Linked DNA regions of Mus musculus: region 2 is linked to region 1. Evidence: chromatin loops called from intact Hi-C (ENCODE). Cell type or tissue: left cerebral cortex. All regions are shown on one strand. Each heading gives the region's core, and the rest is flanking DNA. Links, peaks and the distances in the headings are about the cores only. Region 1 holds the start of Ntm (neurotrimin). Region 2 has its middle 47 kb from the start of Gm15521.

Evidence for each region. Hi-C counts contacts between places; a loop is a spot of excess contacts. Peaks named below come from ENCODE experiments on the same cell type or tissue, not always from the same donor. Only the 100,000 strongest peaks of a DNase experiment are listed, where the experiment ranks them.
Region 2: a loop joins it to region 1, with 12 times the contacts of the local background. A loop is called at or near these places in 6 of 42 quality-filtered maps.

What each region holds. Positions count from the first base shown.
Region 1 is chr9:29,410,185-29,413,094 of GRCm38, forward strand. Ntm (neurotrimin) reads right to left here and starts at 2,501. Exons shown (of 7, transcript NM_001357602.1): 1 at 1,372-2,501. The coding sequence starts at 1,538. In left cerebral cortex, for the core only: CTCF peaks have their summits at 1,377 and 1,576; DNase peaks (open chromatin) are centred at 636, 1,044, 1,445, 1,643 and 2 more places; H3K4me3 peaks cover 2,500 bases; H3K27ac peaks cover 2,414 bases.
Region 2 is chr9:29,584,609-29,587,518 of GRCm38, forward strand. It overlaps a transcript of Ntm not described here. Among named protein-coding and RNA genes, the nearest start is that of Gm15521, 47 kb to the right of the region's middle. In left cerebral cortex, for the core only: a CTCF peak has its summit at 1,541 (motif pointing left); DNase peaks (open chromatin) are centred at 1,555 and 2,557.

The DNA.
Region 1 (2,910 bases), core at 138-2,637:
ATTTAAAACCAGATAGTTCATCTTAATCTAAAGTAGTCCCTACAAAGTTCATTCATGTGACAATAAGTAACCAGGAGTTCCTTGGAGTCATAAGAGTTAGGTCCTCAAAGACAAAGGATTTGGGGATGTTTGCAGCCCCTTGTGTGGTTTCTTTAAATCACGTGTATTTTTTGAAAATGTCCTCACAACTCAACTCTGTAATATCAGCACTCACTCCCCAAGATCGTCTGTCCTGTGGGTACCCTGTGCACAGTCCACAGGTACTCCAAGCTCATCACTGATGGAACCAGGACATTTGGCACCAAGGCCAAGGTTCATTTCCCAAGAATCTCCACGTTAGAGGATGAAAATAGTTTCCTGTTGCCTGCAGTCAGTACCATTGGCCAGTTTTTAAAACTTTATTAAAAAGGACACACTAAGTCAAGGAGAGGTACGGAGAGTTGCTTGCTCCCTTAAAAATTCCAGAGATGAGAATTTCCCATTACAATCATCCGGCGTGTAGCCCTCCTGTGAGTGGTGTGGTTTTATCAACTGGAAATGGAGTCAGTGCTTCAGTAGCAATATCGCGAGGGAGACAGTCTTGCCCCACTTAGCACAAAATGTAGCTAAGATTCTTCTCCTCCTCCTCCCCAGAGCTTGCAACCCTCAACCCCAGAACCGACCCAACACAACACTAAAGCTTAGGGTTTGCTGAGTGCCAAGTTTTGTACATGCTGCTTTGGTGAGCATGCATAACAATCAGAGCACGGTCCACTCGTGTAGAAGGCATTCTCCACAGACAAATCACAGTCCATGGTACCAGTGTCCAAAAGCCACATTCAGACAGGAAATCACATCTGCCTCTGCCCACCGTATCATGGAACAGACAACCCAGGAAAAAAACGTTAGTAAAATCCAGGCTCAGGAAAAGAGGTTTTTTTTTTTTGCAGAGTCCAGACCCTGTGGCAACTCTCAATGGCACGGGTAGTGCGAGGGCATCCACACCAAGCCAGATCCCTGCTTTGGGACTCATTAACTTCAGCAGGGAGATCATCCATGCTGAGTCTCAGCCAAGCCCCAGGTCACCATAGCTGTCAGGCTCGGGAAAAGGCAGTAGCAGGACCATTGGCTTCAAAATAAGACAGCTATCCCTCACCTTTAACAAACCCTTGGGTCAAAGGAGCCAGGTTTGGAAAGCACAGCTCTCCCCTAGCATTACCCTGAGGTTGCCACATTCCTTGGTAGAGCAGTTAGCTCATCCAGGAATTGTGCAGCGCAGCAAGCTAGGGATCTCTCCACTAGCCCTGGCTTGCTCCAGAGCACACACCCGCACCCCTGCCCCTTTGCCCCAGCCGAAACAAATCATCATTTAGTAGAGTGGCAGTTCCCTACCTGAGGGTGGCGCTCTCCCCCTGCCTGACCGTCACGTTGTCCATAGCTTTGGGAAAGGTGGCATCTCCGCTACGCACCGGCACTCCTGTGGGTACAAGGAATAGCAGCCTGAGAGACACGACCACGAGGCACTTCCAGGGCAGGAACAGGTACCCACAGACCCCCATTCTCGACAGCCACAACTTCCCAGAACTCCGGTAGTGGCACGCACACGCCCCCCGGGCGAGCACAGGAAGTGGGTGGGGTGGGGAGTGAGCGCGGGGACCCAGCGATGAACTAGCGGCGACCGCGCGATGCACTGGGAGGAGAAAAGCGCGCAGACTCCTCCAAGTCTAATATTCCTCCCCTAAATCCAGCCTCAGCTCGCAGCCTCCGAGAACCAGTTTCCACACACATCCGAGGCGGACTTTCTCCGTGCTGCCTGTAGCCAGGAAGGTGGCCAGGAAGGAGAAGCGCAAGGCAGGCAAGCAGGCGCACAGGTGCGGGTCTCAGAAGCTGCCTCTTCCCCGTAGCAGTTCAGGCATGGCACTTTGGACAGGAGTAAGCACTTTGGTATCCAACGGGGTTGTGGCTGGGTTGAATCCAGCTACCCAGATGTGGTCTACGATTCCTCAGTCGAACGAGAGGAAATCCAGCACTTTCTTAAGTTTCAGAGCAAGGCTCGGCGCCAGAAACAATCTGGAACAATAGCAGATGGAAAGTAGAGCACGCAAGAGGCGGCACGGAGGGAGCAAGGAGGCGCCTGCTAAGCCGGCTTCCTGCAATCCGGACTCGGGAATCCTGCCGCAGAGCCACGGTCAACTTGCTCAGAGCCCAGATTCGCGCTGCAGCTTGGGCTGTCTCTGCAGCGCAGCAGCAAGGTTGGAGCGGCGCGGCAGGGGCGGACCGCAGCGGTCCCTAGCCCGCTCTCTGGCTCGCTGCAGAAGACGAAGCGCAGTCGGCACCACCGGAGCCGCGGACGCCACGCTCAGCGGCCGCCCCCGGCCTCCGCGCTGCCTTCCTCCCGGGAGCAGCCCCGACGCGCGCGGGCCCCGACCGCCGGGGTTGTCATGGCAGCAGCTCCATCCCTGACCGCCACTTTCTCTCCTTGCCGACTCCAAGCGATCCGGCTGGCGGGAGGCACGGACTGTGCGCTCATCCTGGCGGGTGCGGGGCGCGGGCGCCCACCTTAACCCCCGCCGCGCCGGGCCAGGGCAGGGCGGTGTACCACCTCTGGCCACCGTTTTAACCATTTCCGGATTTGAAGAGCTAGCTCTTCGCAATTAAGAAGACAAAGTTACTGTGAGGTCTTAATAACCCTAGACATCTTAATAAGGGTCACAAACTAACTAGGAAGAGAAGAGCCTGCAGCATGCATATGTGCACCTTTAAAATGGTCAAATTAATTCTATCAGCATTGAGAGTACATTTACAACGTTAGGAAGATGCTTTAAATAATCTCATTTTTATTCAATGTTACACCACCCTTTGCACTACACCCACCCTCTTAAAACCCCGCAGACTCAACACAGCCATTCTAAGAGATAGTCCACGTAAAAT
Region 2 (2,910 bases), core at 242-2,741, 170 kb after region 1:
TATCCCAGTGCTCTGGAGGCTGCGGGGGGAGGGCCACCTGGCTACTGCATGAGACTATATCTCAGAGAAGCAAAACCAAGAAGCAACGCCAAGGCTGACTTTTTAGAAGACACTTTGGTGGTAAAATGGAAACACATTGGCGACTATTGCTTTCCTTCTGTTGCATGGGGACTAGTGTTCACTGCTTTACTACCTGGACTCACTGAGCTTAAGAGCTCAGAGCTCTTAAGAGTAAGGGCTCTGTGGTTGCTGGTTGGCCATTTCACCTGCATTTCTTCACCAGACATGAATGGGAACACGACTCTACCAGAAATCCTCTAACCATCAGAGCTATGAAGACACTGAAAATTCACCCTCGGCACCATGGAGCTGCTGAGAAGTCTCATGACCCTAAGTGCCACAGTATCAATATAGGGGTCTAGATGGAGAGGGAGGAAACATTAAAGATGCCAGTCTAAGGTCTCAAATACTCAAATTAGTGCACAGAGAATAAATAATTTCTATCACTGTGAATTCTACAAATGCTAGACGTGAACACAATTACTCAGTCTTGCCCTTTCAGATGCTCACTCTTTGACAGGCACAGAACAACTTCCATCGTCCTCACAGCCACCCTGGTGAAGGAGGTGGGCATCAACCTCTTACTATCTCCTAGCAACCTGGGCTGAAACAATCTAGTTTGCCTAAGGCTTCATTCTTAGGTAGGTAGCTCCTGAGTTATGAACAGAGCTAAGTCTGAGCAGTCCTTGAGCCCAGGCCATTTTGACTATTTCAAGACTCTTGATGCTGGGCTATTCAGAGCAAATTCATCAGGAAGCACAGTTGTGTTGCCCTTTCTACTTTCTTCAATGGCCACTGCACTGTAATAGCTAACTCTTGATGGACTCTGGTGTCCAAAGCATGCTTGATAGCTATGTGCAGTGCTGTGTGTCAAAATCCTGACGACACACACTATTCTGTGGTTTCCCTTACTCCCTGCCCCATGTCCAAACAAAACAGAGATGCAGGCCAGAGAGAAACCCAAGAAAAGCTAAGCCAAGGACTCAGTGACTTTATGCTATTGCCACTCCCACATGGTGCTCTGATCCCCATACAAGCAGAGTCTCAAGTAAGTGAGAAGAAGGAAGGGAGGGAAGGAGGGAGGGAGGGAGGGAGGGAGGGAGGGAGGGAGGGAGGGAGGGAGAGAGAGAGGGAGAGAGAGAGAGAGAGAGAGAGAGAGAGAGAAAATGTTCCTCTGTCTGATTTGCTTTTCAGATGATTTTGCACTCAGCTGGAGACATTTTCAACCCAGAAAGTCATATGAGCGGTTGTGCAATGCTCTCAGGGCCTCGCTTGGCAGAGAAAGAGGTATCAGGGAGAGGGTAGCAGGTCACAGGAGGCACACTGTTTACAAAGCCACAAAAGGAGGATGAATAGATCTAGTTTGGTCCCCAAAGGCAAGGATGTAAATTTTCACAAATAACTCGGGAAGGTTTAGTTTGACCGATATTAATTCAAGAGAGCTCCTGATTTAGGTCTCTGCTTTGCTGCACTGCCCCCTGCTGCTCAGACTCCTCCATGGCTGCATTTGTTGGCTCTCGTACTGGTGAATGCCTAACAAGCTGGTGTCCTCATTTAGGTGTGTATATGGAGAATATCTAGGACATCAAATCCAGAACTTGACACCTGCAACAGTCTCTTTCCCTGATAGCTCTACTGAGAAGTCTCACGCCCTCGAATTACCTAGGATCGACTACAGTATCTTCACCACAGTAAACCCTTGACAGAGCTTGAATGACTATGAATTTGCTGTAACACAAATACCGAATGAATTCAGCTTGTAGCACCTTGCTCGTACATGTACATTATCATCGGAACTTCTTCAATCCGATCACTGGGATCTTCTAAGAAAGATGTATCAGGCAAAGTTAGCGTCGCCGTGTGAAGCGCCAAGTGCCAGAAGCTGCCTTGGCAGCCAGTATACTGGAGAGGCCCATCATTAATCACGATGACATGAGGTAATCTGTTGGCTGTGTCTTGTGAAGGCATGCCTGACATTACAGGATAACTAGGAGCTTGCCAGGTAGAGAAACATAGGGAAGGGGTTCTATGCAAAAGAGACAGGATGTCGATGGCAAGGATATGAGAAGTTGCAGGGGGCTTTCCAAAAAATTCCCATGGTACTTCTCAAAGTTGCACTGAGAGGCAGAACTGGTGATAAGCTGCTGTTTGGTAGGCCAGATGAAATAGAGCCCCCTATCTCCTGATTAAAATCCTTACTGTTGGAATAGATGGCTTGGTGGGTGAAATGAATTCCAGAGGTCAGATCCCCAGGGCCCACATCAAAGCTGAGCAGGCATGGTGGCCATCCTGTAATCCCAGCAGAGGAAGAGACAAGGAGTCCCTGGGGTAAGCTGGCTATCTATTCTAGCAGAAATTGGAGGTCCCTGGGCTCAGTATGAGACCCTGCTCCAATAAACATTAGTAGAGAAACAATTTAGAAAGACACCTGATGTCAACTTCAGCCTTCACATGAACACGCCCACATACTCACACAACTGTGCACGGAGGCACAAGGGTGTCTACCACAGATTCACATTCACACGCTCAGTGTCTCCTCACCCACAGACACTCAACAAAAGGCTTGTGATTATGCCACAGGCTGTGTAGTTTCATACACTTGTTCTATATTGGGAAGCGGCATGATTAGTTTGCCCTGGGAAGGATGCAGAGGGTGATTTGGGGTTAAAGAAGGAGACAGAGGTGGGGCCCCAGTTCAAAGTTCTGCATTTATTAGGGAATCAGGAAAATTTCGTGGTGATGTCAGTGGCCTGAGTAGCAAAGAGAAAATGACTGGGAGGAAGACTGGGGGTAGGGGTGAGGGTGGGGGTGCGGTGGGTCACAGAACACAGGCACATGTATCTGTACCAA